Regions from separate parts of the Homo sapiens genome. Here region 2 is linked to region 1. The links are chromatin loops, found by intact Hi-C in ENCODE. Cell type or tissue: spleen. All regions are shown on one strand. Each heading gives the region's core, and the rest is flanking DNA. Links, peaks and the distances in the headings are about the cores only. Region 1 overlaps JAKMIP3 (Janus kinase and microtubule interacting protein 3). Region 2 has its middle 15 kb from the start of PPP2R2D.

What was found. A loop is a pair of places that touch in the nucleus more often than their neighbours do. Peaks named below come from ENCODE experiments on the same cell type or tissue, not always from the same donor. Only the 100,000 strongest peaks of a DNase experiment are listed, where the experiment ranks them.
Region 2: a loop joins it to region 1, with 4 times the contacts of the local background. A loop is called at or near these places in 73 of 110 quality-filtered maps.

Annotation. Positions count from the first base shown.
Region 1 is chr10:132,125,515-132,136,376 of GRCh38, forward strand. It overlaps JAKMIP3 (Janus kinase and microtubule interacting protein 3), which reads left to right. Exons shown (of 24, transcript NM_001323087.2): 4 at 7,798-8,013; 5 at 9,527-9,646; 6 at 10,416-10,562. Among named protein-coding and RNA genes, the nearest start is that of JAKMIP3-AS1, 56 kb to the right of the region's middle. In spleen, for the core only: no CTCF peak of the experiment used is centred there; DNase peaks (open chromatin) are centred at 5,097, 7,127, 7,307, 7,977 and 4 weaker places; H3K27me3 peaks cover 5,045 bases.
Region 2 is chr10:131,880,258-131,891,119 of GRCh38, forward strand. No RefSeq gene overlaps it. Among named protein-coding and RNA genes, the nearest start is that of PPP2R2D, 15 kb to the right of the region's middle. In spleen, for the core only: a CTCF peak has its summit at 5,247 (motif pointing right); DNase peaks (open chromatin) are centred at 3,604, 5,274 and 5,754; H3K27me3 peaks cover 3,184 bases.

The DNA of each region.
Region 1 (10,862 bases), core at 1,155-9,154:
TCCTTCTTTCCCTTCTTCAAGATTGTTACCGCTTTTCTGTATGAAACTTAAATCAGCTTGTCAGTTTCCACAGAAAAACTGGCACCTTGAACCTTAATGAACCTGGTGTATTTACTGTTAGATTTTTCTCTTCTCTCAGCCATGTTTTGTAAATTTCAGTGTAGAGGTCTTACATATCATTATTATAATTATTCCTAAATATTTAACGTTTCATGCTATTATAAATGGTCTGCTTTTCACATTTTAAAATATTACTTTCCAATTATTTTTCGCTGCTATACAGAAATACAATTGATTTTTATATCGATCTTCTAACCTGCAGCCTTGCTAAATTCACTTATTAATTCTAACAGCTTGTTTGTATATTTCAAAAATATTTTCCATGTACATAATGTTGTATGTGAACAAAGACAGTTTTGGGGGTTGTTTTTTGAGAGATAAGTTCTCATGATCGTATCTCACTGCAGCCGTAAACTCATGGGCTCACGCAGTCCTCCCGCCTCACGTCCCAAAGTGCTGGGATGACAGGAGTGAGCCACCATACCTCATCCCGAAGACAGTTTAAGTCTTCCTTTCCAAGCTCATACCTTTTGTTTTCTCCTTTGCCTTAATGCACTGTGAAGGCCTGCAGTGTAACTTTGAACAGAGAAGTGTTGAGAGTGACCACCTCCTGTCCTAATTCCCAGCTGCAGGTGAAAGTATCAAATATTCATTTCACCGACTGTGATGTTAGCTGCAGGTTGGTTGGTTGGTTTTGGTTTTGTTTTTGGTGGGTTTTTTGGCAATACTTTTTTTTTTTTTTTTCCTGGACACGGTCTCGCTCTGTCACCCAGGCTGGAGTGCAGTGGTAAGATCACAGCTAACTGCAGCCTTGACCTCCCAGGCTCAAGTGATCCTCCTACCTCAGCCTCCTGAGTAGCTGGGACTACAGGCACATGCTGCCGTACCTGGCTAAGTTTTAAATTTGTTGTAGAGACAGGGTCTCGCTTTGTTGCCCAGGCTGGTCGTGAACTCCTGGCTCAACTGATCCTCCCAAAGTACTGTGATTACAGGTGTGAGCCATTGCACTCTCCTAAAGTACTGTGATTACAGGTGTGAGCCACTGTGTCCAGCCAGCAATACTCTTCATCAGATTAAGAAAATTCCCTCGTATTCCTACTTTGCTAAGCATTTTTTTCATGAATGGTTATGGAATTCTGTCAAATGCTTTTTATGCATAAATCAAAATGATCATGTGTTTTTTTCTTTATTCTGTTGATGAGATGACACGTTAATTGGCTTTTAAGTATAAAATAAGCATTGTATTTTTGGAATAAATTTTACTGGGCCATGATATATTGTCTATTTTATATATAAGTATACACTGGATTTAGGATTTTTTCCCACTTTTTATAATGTCCTTGCCAAGTTATGGTATCTAGATTTGGCTGGCCTCATAAAATGATTTTGGAACTATTCTCCTTTTTCTATTCTCTCAATGAGTTTGTTCAACGTAAGTATATTTCTTCCTTAAGTGTTTGGAAAATTCACCAGTGAAGCTATTTGGGTCAGGAGTTTTGTGATATATTTTTAAATTATGAATTAAATGTATTTAATAAATATAAAGTTCAGATTTTATGTTTATTTTTATGTTAAGTTTGGTAAAATAGATTCTTCAAGGAGTATATTCAGTTAATACACATCTTCCCACTTATTGACATTAGACTTTTCTTTTTTTTTTTTTTTTCGAGATGGTTTCTCACTCTGTTGCCCAGGCTAGAGTGCAATGGTGCCATCTTGGTTCACTGCAACTCTGCCTCCTGGGTTCAAGCGATTCTCCTGCCTCAGCCTCCCAAGTAGCTGGGATTACAGGTGTGCGCCACCATGCCTGGCTAATTTTGTGTGTGTGTGTGTGTGTGTGTGTGCGTGTGTGTGTGTTTTAGTAGAGACGGGGTTTCACCATGTTGGCCAGGCTGGTCTCGAACTCCTGACCTCAGTTGATCCACCCGCCTCAGCCTTCCAAAGTGCTGGGATTACAGGCGTGAGCCATGGCACCTCACTGCTTGCTAGACTTTTCATCGGAGCTTCTTGTTATCCATTCACTGTCTCCTGTTTCATTGCTGATGCTGAGAATTTGTGTTCTTCTCTCGCTGTTTTTTACTCTCATCCCCCTGTTCCTTTTTTTTCCCTCCCTCCCTCGTCTTGCCTCTCTCTACTCCTTGCCTTGGATGGGGTTATCCCATGGGGTTATCCAATCATTGTATGGGATTATCTCCTTTTTTGTCAACATTTAGTGTTATTCCATTAGTAGTTACAGAGAAATATTAATATGTATCCTTAACTACATTCTATCATAAATTAGTAATTTTGCCGTATAACCAAAATACAAGTACCTTATAAGGCAATAGGTCAACTCCATTTACCCACTTCTCCTATGATTGTCATATATTTTACTTTGACACATATCATAAGCCCCCAAAGAAATGGCTTTTGCTGTTCCCATAAGCAGCCAATGGTCTTTTATATTTATATCTTTACAATTTCTTATCTGCAGTCTTTTCCCTTCGGCCTGAAAGATTCCCTTTAGAATTATTTGCATTGTGGGTGTATTAACAAAGGACGCTCTCTACTTTTGTCTAAGGACATCTTGACTTGCCTTCATTTCCAAGGATGTATTCATTGAACCTGGAACTCTCACATTGTCAGGCGTTTTTCTTAACACTCAAGAGATGTCCTGCCAGTGTCCTCTGATTTTGTTAGTTTCCGTTGAAAAGCCAGCCATCACTCTTAGAATTGTTCCTTCAGGCAATGTGTCTTTTTTCCTGTCTACTTTTAAGATATTCTCTTTAACTCTGGTTTTCATCAGTTTCAGTATGATGTGTCTAGGTGTGTTTTTGTAATTTTAAAAAAATACTGCTTGGAGACAGCTGAGCTTCTTGAATCTGAAGGGATGTCTTTTACCAGATATGGAAAATTCTGGACCATTATTTAGTCAAATATTACTTCTCCTCCTTTCTCTTTCTGGGATTCCAATAACATGTATGTTAGACACTTTGACTATACCTTACATTTTTCTTGAGCTCTATTCTGTTTTATTTTTCTATTTTTTCCTTTTGTGCTTTGATTGGATATTTTCTATCATTTTATCTTGGGTTTGTGATTTTACTGTGTCCAGTCTGCTTTTAAACCTTTGTAATGAATTTCTAATTTTAGACCTTGTATGTAGGATTTGAGTGCCTACTTCTTTTTTAAAATAGATCCTAATTCTCATTTGAATTACTGCATTTTATTCATTTTCTATCTCTATTAGAAAAATATAAAGTTTTAATTACATTATTTTTAGTGAGTTAATTACAATGATTTAAAAAGTTCCTATCGGCTTACTTCAATATCCTCATCATCTCTGGGTCTGTTTCTATCAATCACAATTATTTTTTAAGTTCTTGTTGGCTAACTCTAGTCATCTGTTGATGTGCTGCCACAGACTTAGCTTCGTTATTGGTTATTTTTCCCTGCTTCTTCACGTGTCTAATGATTTTCATTATATTCTTGGCACTGTGGGTGATGTGTTGTGAGGCTGCGCATTATGTTATTGTTGTCTAGAGAATGTTGAGTTTTGTTCAAGCAGACAAGTACTGACCAGCAGACTACCTGGATCCTTTTGAGGTGTGGTTTCAGGCTTTGTTAGGGAAGGTCTGTTAGTTTTCTCTTAATATGAAGTTTTAAAATCCTAGGACATTGTCCTGCCCCTGGAGTGTAGCCAGGGTCTAGAGAATTCACTATGATCTTCTATTCTGTCTGGGCTTGAATTGCAGTGTCTCGACAGCCATGTGCAGCCACTTACATTTCTACTTACCATTCGGACTCTCAGGAACTGTTTCCTGCAAGGCCTCTGGGAGTCCTGCCTTGCACACGTACAGCTTAGCAGTGGACCAGGGACCTGAGGGAATCCTTAGTCAGATCTTTGGCATTCCTTTTCTGCCATTCCCTCCTCTGCTCTCCAAATCCCAGCTGCTGTGGCAGCCCCAACCAAATTCTGATCTTAGTGTCCTGCAACAGAAGAGGCCTCTGCAGCTCGGGCTCTGTTTCCCAGGAGAGAGGTTGCAAGAACGCCCTCAGGGAAAACGTTAGGGGAGGCGGGGCCCCGTGATGAGAGGCACTGATCTACAGGCTCAGGGATCTGCCTGTGGACAGCGGTCGCAGGGGCTGTGACGCTGTGTGTCCGGGGCCCTGTGCTGACAGGCACTGCTTTCCTTTTCTCCTTCTCCTGCCCCTGCGTTGTGTATCTTGTTCAGCTTCTAGACTTGTTCATCGCAGAAGGGTAAGTCTAATGCCAACTACCCCATCACGTCTGGAACCAGAAGTTTCTGGGCATCAGTACCTTTTTTTTTTTTTTTTTCCTTCAGAAAGCTGCTTAGGTGATTCCAGCACGAGACCACCAAGCTTGGGAACCACCTTCTCATGGTATTGGCAGATTATCCCATGATTGAGGGGGACCTGGACATTCTGTCTAGAGAAAAATTCCCAAGGGTTAATTCCCAGACATGCAGTAAGTCCTGGTGTCTCTGGGACATCAAGGGGCTTGGGCTCCTAAAATGTCACATTTCCCCCTCATCATACAAGCTCTCCTACCCCACCAGAGGCTGAGGGAGGCTTGGCGGCCTCTTCTAGCACCTCCAACGCACCCCCACCCAGGTCTCTGCTTTCTCACAGGGAATAATAGGACCAGGCTCTGTATCTCATCTGTGTATTTTTTTCCCATCTCCCCCACCCATTCTAAGCTCTTGGGAGCTGGGTGATGGAGGTCCTTCCTTCTCTCATTAAGACCCTCTGTGCTAGGAAAACAAGCCCCAGCTAGGACAAAGCACATCTCCTTATCTCTAGCACATCCGCTGGGAGCAGCAGCCTTTTCTGTCTCACAAGGCGCATTCGTGTGCTCACGTCACCACCCACAGAACCAAGAGTTGATGCGGAGGGAGGGCCCCCCTGAGGTGCAGACTCCTCTGGAGGAAGAGGTGGTGTGAGTGACGCCTGCCAGACGTGAGGGCTCCCTGCACAGGCCCAGTGTTTGGAAGGATCCTGGCTCCATGGGCCCTGGGTCAGGAGACCTGCTCGGGGGTTGCAGGTACTCTGCCAACACCTTAGGCAGTCACCTGTCTGTGGCACTGAGGCGTGGTCAGCCCAGGTTGGGAGCAGCCACAGCTGCCAGTGACCATGCTGGGGGTGATGACGTGGCCTGTGTAGTGAGCATGCTTCATGGCTGTGGCGAGACGCATGTGTGCAGGGGCCTCAGCACTGTGGGGCAGTGGTGAGATCATGTCCGTGGGCTTCACAGCAGGGAGGCTTATGAAATGCAGCTTCCCAGGCTCCACCCTAGAGGTTCTACATGCTCATCTTGGGGGGCTCAGGGTTCTGCCTATGGACAGCCGTCACAGGTGGCTGTGATGCTGCATGTCGGGGCCCCATGCAGAGAGACACTGTGCGGGGCATGCTTGGGGGCAGGCAAGTCGGGGGCGGGCAGAGTGGAGGGGCATCTTCTCTCCTCCAGCCTCAGCGTCGGCCTGCACACCCCCTGTCCTGGAGAGTACCGTCTCAAGGGGCTTCTCTCCAGTTTCCAGGCATCCTCTGCAGCTGGGAGTGAGGAGGTCCTGGTGGGTGGGGAAGGCAACAGAGGGAGCTCATGGGGTGAGGGAGTATGGGGGCGTTGTGGGGAGACGGGAGTTCAGGGGATGAAGAGTATGGGGAAGAGTCGGGGGGCAGGGAGATGGGAGCTTATGAGGTAAGGGTGTGGGGGGCTGGGGAGATAGGAGCTTATGGGGTGAGTGTGTGGGGGCTTGAGAGACACAGGACTTAACGAGTGAGGGTGTGGGAGATGGGAGCTCTGGGGTGCAGGTGTGAGGCCCAGGGGAGATGGGAGCTTATGGGGTGAGGGTATGGGGGCCTGAGAGACAGGGTACCTAAGGGGTGAGGGTGTCGGGCCCGGGGAGATGGGAGCTCTGGGGCACCCGGGGGCTCCAGCAAGTGTTGTGGATCCTGTTCTTAGTGCCGGGGTAGGATGTTTTATGACAGCCTCTGACTCTTGTTTGTGGAGCTGACTCTAGGGTTGTGAGTGGAGCAGCTTGGGTAGGCACAGGAGAGGACACAGGGCGGCCGTTTGGAAGCCATAGCATTCGTCCCAGTGGAAGATGCTGGCAGTGGGGTGATGCTTGCAGCCTGGTGCACCAGGACGCCTGTTTCAGCTTTGAACGTCCCGTGTCCTGGGAGCCCTCTCAGTCCGGAACCCGCTGGGAGGGCTCTTCCCCCGGGTGTCTGTGTGGGTGCAGGTGGGACAGGAGACAGGTGTGCCGCCCCCCACCCACAGCCCCATGGGAAGAAGTGCAGGGTGGGGTGCGGCGCCTGCACAGGCATGGGAAGCCCCCGAATCCTGCCCTGCCTGCTGCTGGAAACAGCCCACCGTGAGCAAGGTGGGGGCTCCTGATAAAAGAAAATCTTGTTTGAGTCTGAGAGTGTAAATGCCAGGCCGCAGGCACAGCTGCTGATGGACACGCTCTTATTTCACCGGCCCCATTCCTGCTAACTGACTGTGTTGCCTCTTTCAGCATTGCTGTGTGCAGAGAAAATGGGGATTTAGCAATTAAGGATTTATTTTCTTCTGTTCAGCTCATCACTTGCTCCATCCAGGCTAATTAGACATCTCATTTCTTTGTTTCCAAGCTAATTTCAGCAATAGCAGATTTATTAGCTTGTTTAAACCTCAAACAATGGGTAAAGCAGCAAGATATCCCATTCTGCTCTGTTGTTTGAAAATATATTTCAAACTGAGTTGTTCATCCCCAAAGACCTTGTCTTTTCATAAATCTAGTGCCGTGGAAAATGATGCCCAAAGTGCCGAGCGTGTCTGTCTGAAGAGCGGGGGCTGTCGGGTCTGCTGTGCCCGCGTTCTGGCTGGCACATTCCTGCCCGGAAGCGGGGCGGGGTACTTGCAGGCAGCGGCTGCCATATCCCCGGAAGGAAGGACTTCTTCCCTTCATAGGTTGAGCACAAAGCGCCACGTTGTAGGGAGGGTGGGGAGGGCCGCCGACCTCTCACAGCCACTGGTGGGGCAGACATCCTGCACACCCCTGGGCTGCCGTCTCACCCCAAAAGCCTTGGCTCGCAGCCAGATTAATGAGCAGTGTGGCTCTGCCTGAAGACAGCTGTGCGGGGCCCCAGCTTTGTAGCCATGCCCAGAAGCATGGAGGGGCGGTGTCCAAGGACCACAGTGGTGCCCCTACGTTGCACAGCCCTCCCCTGGGGAGTGGGCCTGGGCTGGGGAAGGGGTAGCACTGGCTTTCAGGCCAGAATTTCTGTTCCCCATGGTCTCCCCTGCCTGTTTAGGGAAGAAACTTGGCCGTGGCACCTTCCTATTGGCAGAGTGTGGGTAACTTGGGTGTCCTCCTCTCTGTCCAACCTACAGCAGAGTCAGGAGCTGGAGGTGGTTTCTGCTGACCCTGCTAGAAAGTACCACCCCTGTGTGCACCCAGGGCCCCGGCAGGACAGCACGGAATGGGGTGCCTTGCTGAGCACACAGAGCCCGGGGACCGTCAGGAAGGAGTCTCCCGCTGGCAGCAGCTCTGCGTAGCCGGCTGAGCCAGGGCCTGCTGGGAGCCCGGGTGTCGTGCCTCAGCCCAGGGCCACGGGCTCCTGCTCTTAGTCCAGGATGCTTCGCTTTTGCTTCCGGTCTCAGAGCCCAGAGCCTGGCAGGGCTGCGCCCGTTTCTATGGTAACTGCAGATCCGTGTCCTGCCGCCTGTGTGATTGTGTTCTGTTCTCCTTGTAGATGGAGGAGATAAAATTTAAAGACAGAGCAGTCTTCGTGCTGGAGAGAGAGTTAGGGGTTCAAGCCGGGCATGCTCAGAGACTGCAGCTCCAAAAAGAGGCTCTAGATGAGCAGCTGTCCCAGGTCCGAGAGGCCGACCGGCACCCGGGCAGCCCCAGACGGGAACTTCCTCATGCAGCTGGTGCAGGAGACGCTTCAGACCACTCGGGAAGCCCTGTAAGCACCTCCCAGGCCCACCGGCCCACCCCGTGTCACAGACAGACCTGGCCATGTGGCTGCATGGCCCTGCATGGGCCACTCCCCCAGGAGACCAGAGCCCGAGTTGAGGCAGCACCCTCCTGCCTGGGCACCTCCCCACCCAGCCTGGCCCTAGGTGCTCAGCTCCTCTGGCTCTGGTCCAGAGGGCTGGTGGACTCGTCTCCTTCCTTTCTGTCTACATAGCATCAGCTCTGGCCCTGTCACCCTCCCGTGGGCCCCGGCCTCATCACCCTTCTGCTGCAGTTCATGGCACTTGCTGGCCCGGAGTCCGGCCCTGGGTTGGTGGGAGGAGGCTGTGCTGGGTATGCGCTGCCACCATCTCCAAGCACACGGCCTCTGCCTCTGGCCCGGGAAGGCTGGTGCACCGGCTCCCTGCCCACCGCGTGCCCAGCTGGCCCCTCAAGGGTGATTTCCGGCACTCTCATCACCAGTCACCCTCCCACCCGCTTCTCATGTGATCATGCCACTCTGCGCTCCTCCCTGGGCCGCTCTGTCGTGTGGGGTCTGCCGACCACCCCGGGCTGAGCTCCACCCGCTTCCTTGCTGCCGCTCCGCACTCATATCCTCTGTCGTGGTTCTGGGATGCGCTGGGGGATCTGAAGTCCAGGGACCCTCCAGCTGGTCCTTCTGGGTCTTTGACCCCGAGCCTCTCCTGCACCTGTTGAATGAGGAACTCGAGTCGGGCCCAGGACCATCCTGGATGCTGCTTGTTCGCTTTGAGGATAAAACTGTGTGTGAGCTGAGCCGGTCCTAGGACAGTGACATTTCAAGAATAGAAAATATTATTTTAAGATCTCATTCAGACAGCTTCATTGAATGAGATCCAGCCCCTCCTGCTGGTGCGTGGTAGACTACAGCATTCACTCCAGAGAGATCTGAAACCGGATTCAAATGTTTTCACCAATTTTTGAGTGAAGTCCCAGGGGTCCCAAAAGCGGCTCTTTAGAAGCCCCATTGGAGGCAGGTCACCTCTTTTGGAAGTCTCCCACAAGTGTCTTTCCCGTGCTCATGTCATCGTACCAGAGAAATGCCGCCCCGTGGGGCAGGGGGCGCGCACCCTCCTGAAGGGGCAGCGGCAGGGGCCAGGCAGAGGGCTGGGAGCTGGCAGACGTCCTCCTGGCATCACCCACACTCGCGGTTTCTGCATTTGCACGCCCCCGCCCTCTCCATCTGCATACTTCTAGACATGTCTGCTCCTTTTCATTATTTTACTTTATGTTATTTTAAAATAGTTGTGTGTGAGGTAGGGTCTCGCTCTGCCCGTCGGTTCTGTTGCCTCACGCGGTTGCGGCAACCACAGTGCCAGGCTGGGTGCCTTTCCCCGGGGGGCTCCGAACCTTCCCGGCAGCCGCGTGGAGGTAAAGGCGCGCGTCCCACGGCAGCGTTTTTGTTCCCGTAGCGTGCTGGGATTTGCAAAGGCTTCCCAGGCTTGTGGGTAGGAACCGTTATTTGCAGTTGATTTTTGTTTTAGGAACAGCAGTTGGATGAAAAAGATGCCCGGCGCTTCCAGCTTAAAATCGCGGAGTTAAGTGCGATTATCCGCAAACTGGAGGACCGCAATGCATTGCTGTCGGAAGAGAGGAATGAGCTGGTGAGCGCGGGCGGGGGCTTCTGGCTCCTGGGGGTTTGTGACTGCGGAGCTGGGGACCTGGGGGGCATCCACTTTCAAAATTCCTTGCGTAAAGGAGTGGTGGTTGCAAGGACCGGCCTTGCGTCGAAGTCTCCTGACTGTGTTCCAGTTGAACTTTATTAGCAAAAACAGGTAGGGGTCACATTTGCCCCTCAAGGGCTGGTTGACTAACCCCTGCTCTGCGTTAGTGGGGGCAGAAGCCGCCTCTGTTCTGCAGGTGATCTGGGATGTGCAGACGCGGCCTCTCAGTGGGGCTGTTGCCATTGGTCCTTATAGCCACTGAGATTTCCAGGTAACTCGATATCCCGGAGGGTGCGTGAGCTGTCACGTGTCTGCAAGGGTCCAGTAGGCTGGGTGGTTTTACCACAGCCCTTCTTGGCAAGACAAAGCGCTGGCCCCAGACTGCTGGTCTTCATCTTCATCCCCATCTGTCAATGGGACGGGACTCACCCCCGGGGACGCCGAGCCCAGCCCTGAGCTTGGGTTCACTAGGGCACCGGGCGAGCGGGTTCACCTGGGCACTGGACGAGCAGGTTCACCAGTGCTCTGGGCAAGTGGGTTCACCCGGGCGCTGGGCCAGTGGGCACCACTTGGAGGCGTGGACTTCCCAAGTAGAGGGCTGGGGACTGCGTTGTTGCAGCCCAAGCTGTGGTCAGTCAGCCGACTCTGCGTGGAGACCTGCTGGTTCTCCGTCACTTAAAGAACAATCACATAGTGCGTTGTCTTTCAGTTGAAGCGCGTAAGAGAAGCTGAGAGTCAGTACAAGCCTCTGCTGGATAAAAACAAGCGCCTCAGTCGGAAGAACGAGGATTTGTCTCATGCTTTACGCCGAATGGAAAACAAGTTAAAATTTGTCACCCAGGAGAACATAGAAATGGTGAGGGGGTGGGGGGCTCCACGGGGCCACGGTCGCACCCGAGCTCCAGGCAGCATCTCCTCCCTTCTCCACGCAAGATTTAGCATGACAGCCGGTCCCGGGCGGGTGGCCAGGCCTTCTGCTGGAGTCTGGCCTCACGCATGTTTGAAGGGGAGCAACCGCCAAGCCCAGCCCTGGGGAGGGGGACCCTTGGAGGAGGCCCTGACCTTGCAAAGGATGCGGCTGTGGGGCGTCCCCTCCCCAGGCCTGTTTGCCCACGTCTCACTCAAGGGCCTGGAACAGGTGGCCTCCAACTCGGAA
Region 2 (10,862 bases), core at 1,738-9,737, 240 kb before region 1:
CTGAGACACAGATGACCAAAGTGTAGTCCTCCCCCACACAGGCAGAGTCCTGGAAGCCAAGGTCTCCACTCCAGGCCCGCGAGGTCCTCCCCACCGCTAACACCATCGCTGTCCTCTCAGGATCCTGGGGGCTCCGGCACTCTCCGGCCCCACTGGCTGAGCTGATTCCATCCCTGCCTGGGCTCAGGGCATTTCTCACTCTGACCCATCTCTCTGCTTCCCTCTGACCCCCCACCCTCAACGTTGCCTGGAGCCGGGAAACAGCTCCAGGCAACACTGGGCTTTATGTCTCAACAGCCTCATGACCCAAATCCTCCCCTACCAGGTCCCGTCAGAAATCCTGGGAAGAGGTCAGATCAGGCTGACGTGGGTTCTGCCCAAGAGTGGCCCAGCTAGTTTGCAGGGGGCTTCTATCACTCGGGGGGGTACTAGTAACAGGGAGAGGCTGCGCAGGAGAAGAGAAGGCCATCATCTCCCTCCCCTCTGAGGCAGCAGAGAGTGAGGACCAGGAGGCCTCTGGCCAATCAGCTTTCCCTGGAAGCGCAGCCCCACCCCATACTCGCTCCCTGAGGCTGCCCACATCCCCTGGGAGGCCACACTGGGTCCAGGCTCCTCTTCTCCCTCCTTGAGCCCTGCTCTGGTGGAGCAGAGGCCGGCCCTGCCCTGGGCAACTTTGCAGCCACCTTCTAAAGCACTGGGGAGCTTCCTGGTTACAGGGTGGGGGGAAACATCCTGAGACTGAATGACCAGGGACACTTGCCCCATATCAAACATCACCTCCTCCACACCATGCTTTGAGCCCTGGGCTTAGGACTGGAGACCACCATGGTAGGAAGGGGTCTCCACCCTCACACAGCTCCACATCCACCAGAGAACAGAGAAATCAATGCCCCCCCCGACACTGGACATCGTGGTGTAGCAGGACGAGCCGTAGACAAAACCCCTCAGACACCGGGTTAAAGAAGGAAGTGGCTTTATTCAGCCAGGAGCATCGGCAGACTTGCGTCTCAAGAACTGAGCTCCAAAGAAAGAGTTCCTGGCCCTTTTAAGGGCTTATAACTCTAAGGGGTCCACGTGACAGGGTCATGATAGATTGAGCAAGCATGGGGTACGTGACTAGGTGGGGGTAAGCAAGGCGAGCATTTCTCCATGCCATTGTCTGTGATCTATAGATAGCACAAGTGATTTAGGGTGAGGGTTGATCTTTAACCTTCAGGCCTGGCCAGTGGCGCTGATCAGTCTGTTATTTTTCAGTTCTAACTTCCTCCTTTTCTTTGGAGACAGGAGACAGTAAGAGAAATGGCCTCTCCCCTCAATGGGAAGAATCGTTGCTGTAAGATACAGCAGACTTCCTCCACATCCAGCCCAGTCCAAGGCTGGCAGAAGAGAGGCCTGTCCCTGTGGAGTGGGTGCAAGGCTACTCCCCGAGGTGGCTGCACACCAAGTACCACGCATGCCAAGTACCAGGCACACCAAGTACCACGCTTACCAAGTACCATGCTCACCAAGTGCCATGCACACCAAGTACCACACTCACCAAGTACCATGCTCACCAAGTACCACACTCACCAAATACCATGCACACCAAGTACCATGTTCACCAAGTGCCATGCACACCAAGTACCATACTCACCAAGTACCAGGCACACCAAGTATCACACTCACCAAGTACCATGCACACAAAGTATCACTCTCACCAAATACCATGCACACCAAGTATCATATTCACCAAGTACTATGCACACCAAGTACCAGGCTCACCAAGTACCACACTCACCAAGTACCATGCATGCCAAGTACCAGGCTCACCAAGTACTATGCACACCAAGTACCATGCTCACCAAATACCACACTCACCAAGCACCATGCACACCAAGTACCACACGGGCTACATCTGTCTGGTCTGATGACAGGAAAAACGAGGGCTCCCTGCAGACCACTTCTTGGAGCATTCCCTGAGGCTGGAGGGCAGTGAGTTGGCCATGCCCGGCATGGTGAGTGGCCCAAAACCTGTAGCCACGCCACATGGACCCTGCTAGAAATGGCCAAGATGGCCTGAAAAGTCAGTGGGGGGCTGGAGGGCCCAGCCAGGATCCTGCTCCCCATTCCCCCGCCAGCCCCTGGCAGCCCCAAACACTGTGCAGAGTCGCAGGGGTGCCCACCCATATCTCCCTGACCGCCTCCTTCCAGGGCACACTCATCCCAGGGGGCAGGCACCTGTGGGGTTGGCACATTGGCACCAGCCCACGCCTTTGAGTGTTGTGGTGTATGTGAGTGTGTGTGTGTGCACACGTGCAGTGTGTGGTGGGGAGTGTGATGTGTGCCGTGTGTGTGTAGTGTGTGTGTGTGTATAGTTTTCAGTATGTGTGGTGTGTGTATGTGGGAGGGCTGTGATGTGTGGGGTGTGTATGTGCTATGTGATGTGTGGTGTGCATCTGTGTGTGTGGTGCATGTGTAGTGTGTATGGTGGGTTTTGTGTGTGTGGTTTTATGGTGTATGTGTGTTTGTGTTTTCTGTGTGGTTTTGTGGTGTGCATGGCGTGTGAAATGTGGGTGTGTGTGGCATATGTAATGTGTGTGTGGTGTGTGTGGAGTGTGGTGCATGTGATGTGTGCTTGTGTGGTGTGTGTGTGATGTATGGTGGGAATGTGGTATGTGTGTGTTTGTGTTTTGTGTGTGGTTTTGTGTGTGTGTGTGCCGTGTGTGTAGTATGTGGTATGTGTGTGGTGTGTGGTGCATGTGGTGTGTGCTTTGGTGTGTGTGTGGTGTATGCGGTGATGTGTGTGTGGTGAGTGTATGTGGTTGTGTTTTTGTGTGTGAGGTTTTGTGGTGTATGTGTGGTTGTGTTTTGCGTGTGGTCTTTGTGGTGTGTGGTGTGTGATGTGTGTGGTCGTGTGGTGTATGTGGCGTGTGTGTGTGTGTTTGTGGTGTGTGTGTGGTTTTGTGGTGTGTGTGGCGTGTGTGTGTGTGTGTTGTGTGTGTGGTTTTGTGGTGTGTGTTGTGTGGTGTGTGTGTGGTTTTGTGGTGTGTGTGGCGTGTGTGTGTTGTGTGGTGTGTGTGTGTGGTTTTGTGGTGTGTGTGGCGTGTGTGTGTGTTGTGTGGGGGTGTGTGTGTTGTGTGGGGTGTGTGTGTGTGGTTTTGTGGTGTGTGTGGCGTGTGTGTGTGTTGTGTGGGGTGTGTGTGTGGTTTTGTGGTGTGTGTGGCATGTGTGTGTGTTGTGTGGGGTGTGTGTGTGGTTTTGTGGTGTGTGTGGCATGTGTGTGTGTTGTGTGGGGTGTGTGTGTGGTTTTGTGGTGTGTGTGGCGTGTTGTGTGTTGTGTGGGGTGTCTATGTTGTTTTGTGGTGTGTGTAGTGTGACCATGCTCACCCGGCTGTGATGTACCTGCTGGGTTCCCTGTCCCTTCCCTGGTTCACCCATGTCTCTCCTACTGAACGCCCAGCTTCTTCAGAGCCTTCTCCAAGGGGTGAGGAAGTGTGTGGCAAACACTGGGCTCCTGGACCAGGGGCACCCACCCCAGGAGCATTCACCTCAGAAGCGTTGACCCAAGGAGAACTCATCCCAGGAATGCTCACCCCAGAGGCACCTACGCTAGGAGATCTCACCCCAGAAAAACTCACCCCAGGGCACTCACCTTAGGAAACAGTGGTACTGGCAGAAAAGAGGTCAGGCAGTGCCACTGGCTTCCTACGGAGAAGCTCAAAGGGACAGAAGAATTCCTGGTGAGGCCTGCCAGGAAAGGCACTGGCCACTTGCTCTGGGGTCACAGACACCTGCCTTGGGAGGGAGTCACAGACACCTGCTGGGGGGGCACAGACACCTGCTGGGGAGGGACAGACACCTGCTGGGGGGGCACAGACACCTGCTGGAGAGGGACAGACACCTGCCTTGGGAGGGAGGCACAGACACCTGCTGGGGGGGCACAGACACCTGCTGGGGAGGGACAGACACCTGCTGGGGAGGGACAGACACCTGCTGGGGGGGCACAGACACCTGCTGGGGAGGGACAGACACCTGCTGGGGGGACACAGACACCTGCTGGGGAGGGACGGACACCTGCTGGGGGGGGGACACAGACACCTGCTGGAGAGGGACAGACACCTGCTGGGGAGGGACAGACACCTGCTGGGGAGGGACGGACACCTGCTGGGGGGGACACAGACACCTGCTGGGGAGGGACAGACACCTGCTGGAGAGGGACAGACACCTGCTGGGGAGGGACGGACACCTGCTGGGGAGGGACGGACACCTGCTGGGGGGACACGGACACCTGCTGGGGAGGGACAGACACCTGCTGGGGAGGGACGGACACCTGCTGGAGAGGGACGGACACCTCCTGGGGAGGGACGGACACCTGCTGGAGAGGGACGGACACCTGCTGGGGAGGGACGGACACCTGCTGGGGAGGGACGGACACCTGCTGGGGGGACACGGACACCTGCTGGAGAGGGACAGACACCTGCTGGGGAGGGACAGACACCTGCTGGGGAGGGACGGACACCTGCTGGGGGGACACAGATACCTGCTGGGGAGGGACAGACACCTGCTGGAGAGGGACAGACACCTGCTGGGGAGGGACAGACACCTGCTAGGGAGGGACGGACACCTGCTGGGGGGGACACAGACACCTGCTGGAGAGGGACAGACACCTGCTGGGGAGGGACAGACACCTGCTGGGGAGGGACGGACACCTGCTGGGGGGACACAGACACCTGCTGGGGAGGGACAGACACCTGCTGGAGAGGGACAGACACCTGCTGGGGAGGGACGGACACCTGCTGGGGGAACACAGACACCTGCTGGGGAGGGACAGACACCTGCTGGGGAGGGACAGACACCTGCTGGGGAGGGATGGACACCTGCTGGGGAGGGACGGACACCTGCTGGGGAGGGACGGACACCTGCTGGGGGGACACAGACACCTGCTGGGGAGGGACAGACACCTGCTGAGGAGGGACAGACACCTGCTGGGGAGGGACGGACACCTGCTGGGGGGGACACAGACACCTGCTGCGGCCCACGCCAGAGCCAGGGTTTCTGGACTTGGTGTTTCCACGCAGGCGCCTGCGCCACACATCCAGGCAGCCTCCGCGCCCTGCCCCAAGTCCCTGGGTGTCCACATGGTCAGCACGGGCAGGAGCGCGGGCCTCGGCCCGGGTGCGCTTTCCATTCCCGAGGTCGTTTGTAGGAACTGGGGTGATGCCGCCTCCCGCTGGGGCTAAACCTGCCAGACTGGAAGGAAAGTCTGCGCTGAGGGGCTGCTCACACTCGGCCAGCAGGAGGCAGCAGAGGGCAGCCGCGCCCTGGCTGGGAGGCGCCCAGGGCCGGAGGGTTGCGCTCTGCAGGGTGTGTATCTGCAGGCCTGGGCTCAGCTGGCAGGATTGCGGGTCTGCAGTGTTTCTCAGGTTGTTTGTACTTCGACAGTAAGAGCTGGGCCCAGAAAATGATTTCCCAGCTCTGCAAAGATTCACAGTAAGAGCATTTCACAGGTAGGAAGCACGTCACCAGTGTTCAGAGAGCTTTCATTTATTTTCTTTTGGCCTCATAACTCTTTATGGCAGGTAGGTCAGCAGAGCAAGAACTGTGACTTATCAAGGATGAGCAAACAAACCCGGAGAGGCTGGAAATGCACGCGGGGTCCTCGAATTAAAGCTGGGCTGGGAATACCATGACTTAGATTCCCAGTGCCCAGCCCCAGCCTGGCCAGGAGGGTGGTGGCCCTGCCCCAGCTCCACCCAGCTATCTGTCCACCCTGCTTCTGGTGGGCCGCCTGGGGCCAATGCATCTCCAGTTATACTCCCATCCACCGTGATCCCAAGGAGCCAGGGTCTTGGTCTTACACCCCCAGGCTCATGGACACTCACTGAGGCTTATTTTTAGAGCTCAGAGGACTTGAAGTGCTCCCTGAACCAGCATGCGTGGGTCAAGTTGGAAAGGGCACATTCTAGAATTTCTTGTTTTCAGTTGGTTTTATAACGCCTTTTGTTTGAATGTATTGACAGAAGACTCAGTACCGGACCCCTGAGAATGAGTCACCCCTCTTAATGGTGTACTGCCCTGTCAGTGGCACGTCTCAGGAGGTGACCCACTCGGCAGACAGCAAAGTGCTGAGTGCCATGATGGTTTCCCAGGGAGAAGGCGGATCCGAGCCGGTGGCGGGAGAAGGGAAGAGACAAAGGCCCACGCTGCGTCTTCTGGGAGTGGAGGAGCCTTTCTTTCTGGAGCAAGCAGAAAGTCATCTTATCAGTCAACTTGGCACTTCCTCCCATGAGAACGTGAGAAGATTCACATGGTTAAGGGGACTTTGATGTACAGAGATCTTGTTTCACTGCACAGGATTTTTAAGTTACTCAGATAAATGGGGGAAGACTTGACACTTATTGTGCATAATTTGAATTCAAATAGGCTCCCAGTGAAGGGAAATTACCAGACACTTCGAACAGAGTCTATGCCTTCCGTTCTGTGCCTTCTGCTGATATTTAGGCTCAGAACTGCCTTAGAGCTGCCTGATTTGTATAATCTAGAGAACAAAACCATGTTTTGGAATATCATAAAGCTGATATTTTTATTTTTGAAATGAAGTTATCCCCACCTGTGAATTATTTCTAAAACAAAAAAAAAAACAAAAACAAAACCTCTTAGGCTGGGCGTCATGGCTCACGCCTGTAATCCCAGTACTTTGGAAGGCCGAGGTGGGCAGATCTCTTGAGGGCAGGAGTTTAAGCCCAGCCTGGGCAACATGGTGAGACCCATCTCTACTAACAAGACAAAAATTAGCCGGGTGTGGTGGCACACACCTGTAATCCCAGCTATTCGGGAGGCTGAGACACATGAATCGCTTGAGCCTGGGTGGCAGAGGTTGCAGTGAGCCAAGATCATGCCACTGCTCTCCAGCCTGGGCAACAGGGCCAGACTCTGTCTCAAAAATAAATAAATAAATAAAATGGATCATAGACCTGACTGCTTCTTGGCCTTTCAGCTATAATAAGTGTAAAATAGATCATAGACCTGTATGTGAAATGCAAAACAATAAAACTCCCCCAAGATTACATAGAAGAATATTTTAGTGACTTTTGATTTGGAGACGAGTTTTTAGATACAACACCAAAGGCATAAGCCATAAAAGAAAAATATGATAAGTTGGACTTCATTAAAATTAAATATTTCTGCTCCATGAAAGACATTGTTAAGAGAATGAAAAGATAAGCCACATACTGGAAAAGAACTGGCAAAACACATACCTTATAAAAGATTGTATCCAAAATATACAAAGAACTCTTAAAATGTAACCGTAAGAACACAAACAACCCAATTTTGAAATGGGCAACAGATCTGAACCTCACAAATGAAGATATACACATGGCAAATAAACATATGAAAAGATACTCAGCATCATACATAATTAAGTAATTGAAAATCAAAACAACAGGCCGGGTGCTGTGGCTCACACCTGTAATCCCAGCACTTTGGGAAGCCAAGGCGGGTGGATCACTTGAGGCCAGGAGTTCGAGATCAGCCTGGCCAACATGGTGTAACTCCATCTCCACTAAAAATACAAAAATTAGCTGTGCGTGGTGGCCTCCCACCTGTAATCCCAGCTACTTGGGAGGCTGAGGCAGGAGAATCACTTGAACCCCGGAGGTGGAGGTTGCAGTGGGCCAAGATCATGCCACTGCACTCCAACCTGGGAAACAGAGCAATACTCTGTCTCAAAAAAATAAAATAAAATAAAACAACAATGAGATACCACTGCATGCCTATTAGAATGGCTAAACTTTAAATTTGACAATATCAAATGTTAGTAAGGATGAAGAGCAACAGGAACTCTCATTAATTGCTGGTGGGGATGTAAAATAGTGCAGCCAATTTGAAAGACAGTTTGTCAGTTTCTTACAATGCTAAACACACTCTTACCATAGGATCCAGCACCCACACCCCTAGGAATTATTCCAGATGAGTTGGAAACATGTCCATGCAAAAACCTGAAATGAATGTTTATAGCAACTTCACTTACAATTGCCAAAAGTCGAAATTACGAAGGTGTCCTCCAAAAGGTGAATGGATCAAAAAACCGTGGTGCGTCATACAGTGGGATACTATTCAACAATAGAAACAATGAGTCATCAAGCTGTGAAAAGACCTGGAGGAGTCTTCAACGTCTATTACTAATTAAAAGAAGCCAATCTGGAATGGCCACAGGCTATATGAAGCCAACTACATGACATTCCAGGCAAAACTATAAAGACAATACAAAGAGCAATGGTTGCCAGGGGTTGTTGGGGGCAGGGAGGGACGAATGGGTGGAGCACAGGCTATTTTTAGGACAGTAAAATGATTTTTTTTTTTTGAGACAGGGTTTCATTCTGTCATCCAGGCTGGAGCACAGTAATGCAGTCATGGCTCACTGCAGCTTTGACCTCCCAGGCTCAAGCAATCCTCCCACCTCAGCCTCCTGGGTAGCTAAGAGGCTCAAGCAATCCTCCCACCTCAGCCTCCTGGGTAGCTAAGAGGCTCAAGCAATCCTCCCGCCTCAGCCTCCTGGGTAGCTAAGACTACAGGTGCATACCACCATGCCTAGCTAAGTTTTCCTTTCTTATGCTGCCCAGGCTGGTCTCAAACTCCTGGGATCAAGCAATCCTCCTGCCTCAGCCTCCCAAAGTGCTGGGATTACAGGTGTGAACCACCATGCTCAGCCATGAAACGGTTTTATATGATACTATAATGGTGAATACATGACATGATGCATTTGTGAAAACTCATGAAACTATACAACACAAAGAGTGGCCGCTTATGTGCACTATGAACTTTAGTTAATAACAAGATATCAATAATAGCAGTTCATCAATTGTAGTTAATGTCAATAATTACTAGTTACACTAGTACAAAACATGACTAATAGCAGAATTTGTATCTGTGTGTGGAGGAAGGGGGTATATGGAAACTCTCTGTACCATCTGCTCAATTTCTGTAAACCTAAAGCTTCTCTAGAAAATAAAGTCCATTAATTTTAAAAAGCAATTAGGAGCCGGACATGGTGGCGTACACCTGTAGTCCGAGCTATTTGGGAGGCTGAGGGAGGATGATAACTTGAGGCCAGGAGTTCAAAGCTGCAGTAAGCTATGATCATCCCACTGCACTTCAGCCAGGGTGACAGAGCAAGACTCCTTCTCTAAAACAAAATAAAAATAATTATTTGAAAAATTAAAAAACAATTAGGGTATCATCTTGGTTTAAAAAATGTCAACAACCTTTACCCTAGATTTACACTAGTATATTCACAATTCTGAGATCCACGTGCGGGTTCCCTTGCCTGGAGTAACTAAAATCCCAGACATGCTCTAAGATCCTGTCAACTCCGTCTTGGGAAAAGCACCATCTGCTCAGAAGCCATCACTGCCTTCTCCTTTGTTTGAGGCCACATGAGTAAATCTCTGACGGTGGGATGATTGTACCTCAAGGCTCACATACGCATGGAGGTGGGTGAAACGCAGGTCTTTCCCATTCTTTCTGCAGCCGTCCATGGGGTCATTGTGCCCCTGCATCACTCCCGCGCTCACTGCCGGGCCCAGGACACTGGGGGAGGCCTTAGGGAGCAGGTGCTGAAGTGGCCTCCCCACTGAACAAAGCTAGTGTGCTGGTGAGACACACACCCAGGGGGTTTGTCTTTCTCAGTCTGCAAACATCAGGCAACAAGCATGGCACCATTCTACAACTGGGTTCAGGGTTCATATTAGGCCCGAGCTCTGTCAAATCTGTATAAACACACTGGTTTGGGGTCCCCGTCCCTCTTTCTCTCTGTTGGTCTCTCACAGGGGAGGGCTCTGGCTCTCCGTTAGCAGGCGTCCACACTGGCGTCTCTCAGACCCACATCTACCCTCCCAGCCCTCTGCCAACACCCTTCTTCACCCTCAGGTGGGGGCCCCTCATGGTGACCACAAGACCTCTTCAGGGCCTACACACTCACACACATACACAGAGACACACAGAGACAGACACACGTAGCGACAGAGACACAGACAGAGATACAGAGACAGACACACACACAGACACAGACACACAGAGACAGATACACACAGAGACAGACACACACAGAGATAGACACAGACAGAGATATACACAGAGACACACAAACAGAGACAGACACACACAGACACACACACACAGACACAGACACACAGAGATAGATACACACTGAGACAGACACACACAGAGATATACACACAGACACACACACAGACAGAGACAGAGACACACAGAGACACACACAGAGACAGAGACACAGAGACATACACACAGACACACACACAGACAGACACACAGAGACACACACACAGAGACACAGACACACAGAGACACACACACAGACACAGACACACAGACAGACACACACAGAGACACACGCACAGGGATATACACAGAGATGGACACACAGAGACACACAGAGACAGAGACGCAGAGACAGACACACAGAGATACACACACAGAGATATACAGAGACACACACACACAGACACAGAGACATACAGACACACACACAAACAGAGACACACACAGTAGACACACAGAGACACACTCACAGAGATAGACACACACGGAGACAGATACACTCACAGAGGCGCACGCCCCAACAGGGACACATATGGACACAGACACACACAGGCAGGCTGAGTTCAGTCCTCACCCACATAGGGGAGCAGGAGCTTCTCCACGCCCTTCGGGGACACTCTGGGGCAACCTGGTGCCCTGCAGCTGCGTCCCCTTCCTGAGGAGGGCCCGGGGCCTCTGCTGAGGCCACTGCTCCAAGGCTCCTAAAGTGGCTGCTTGGCCCCCAGCCCCCACATTCTCCAACTTCCCTGGGGACGCAT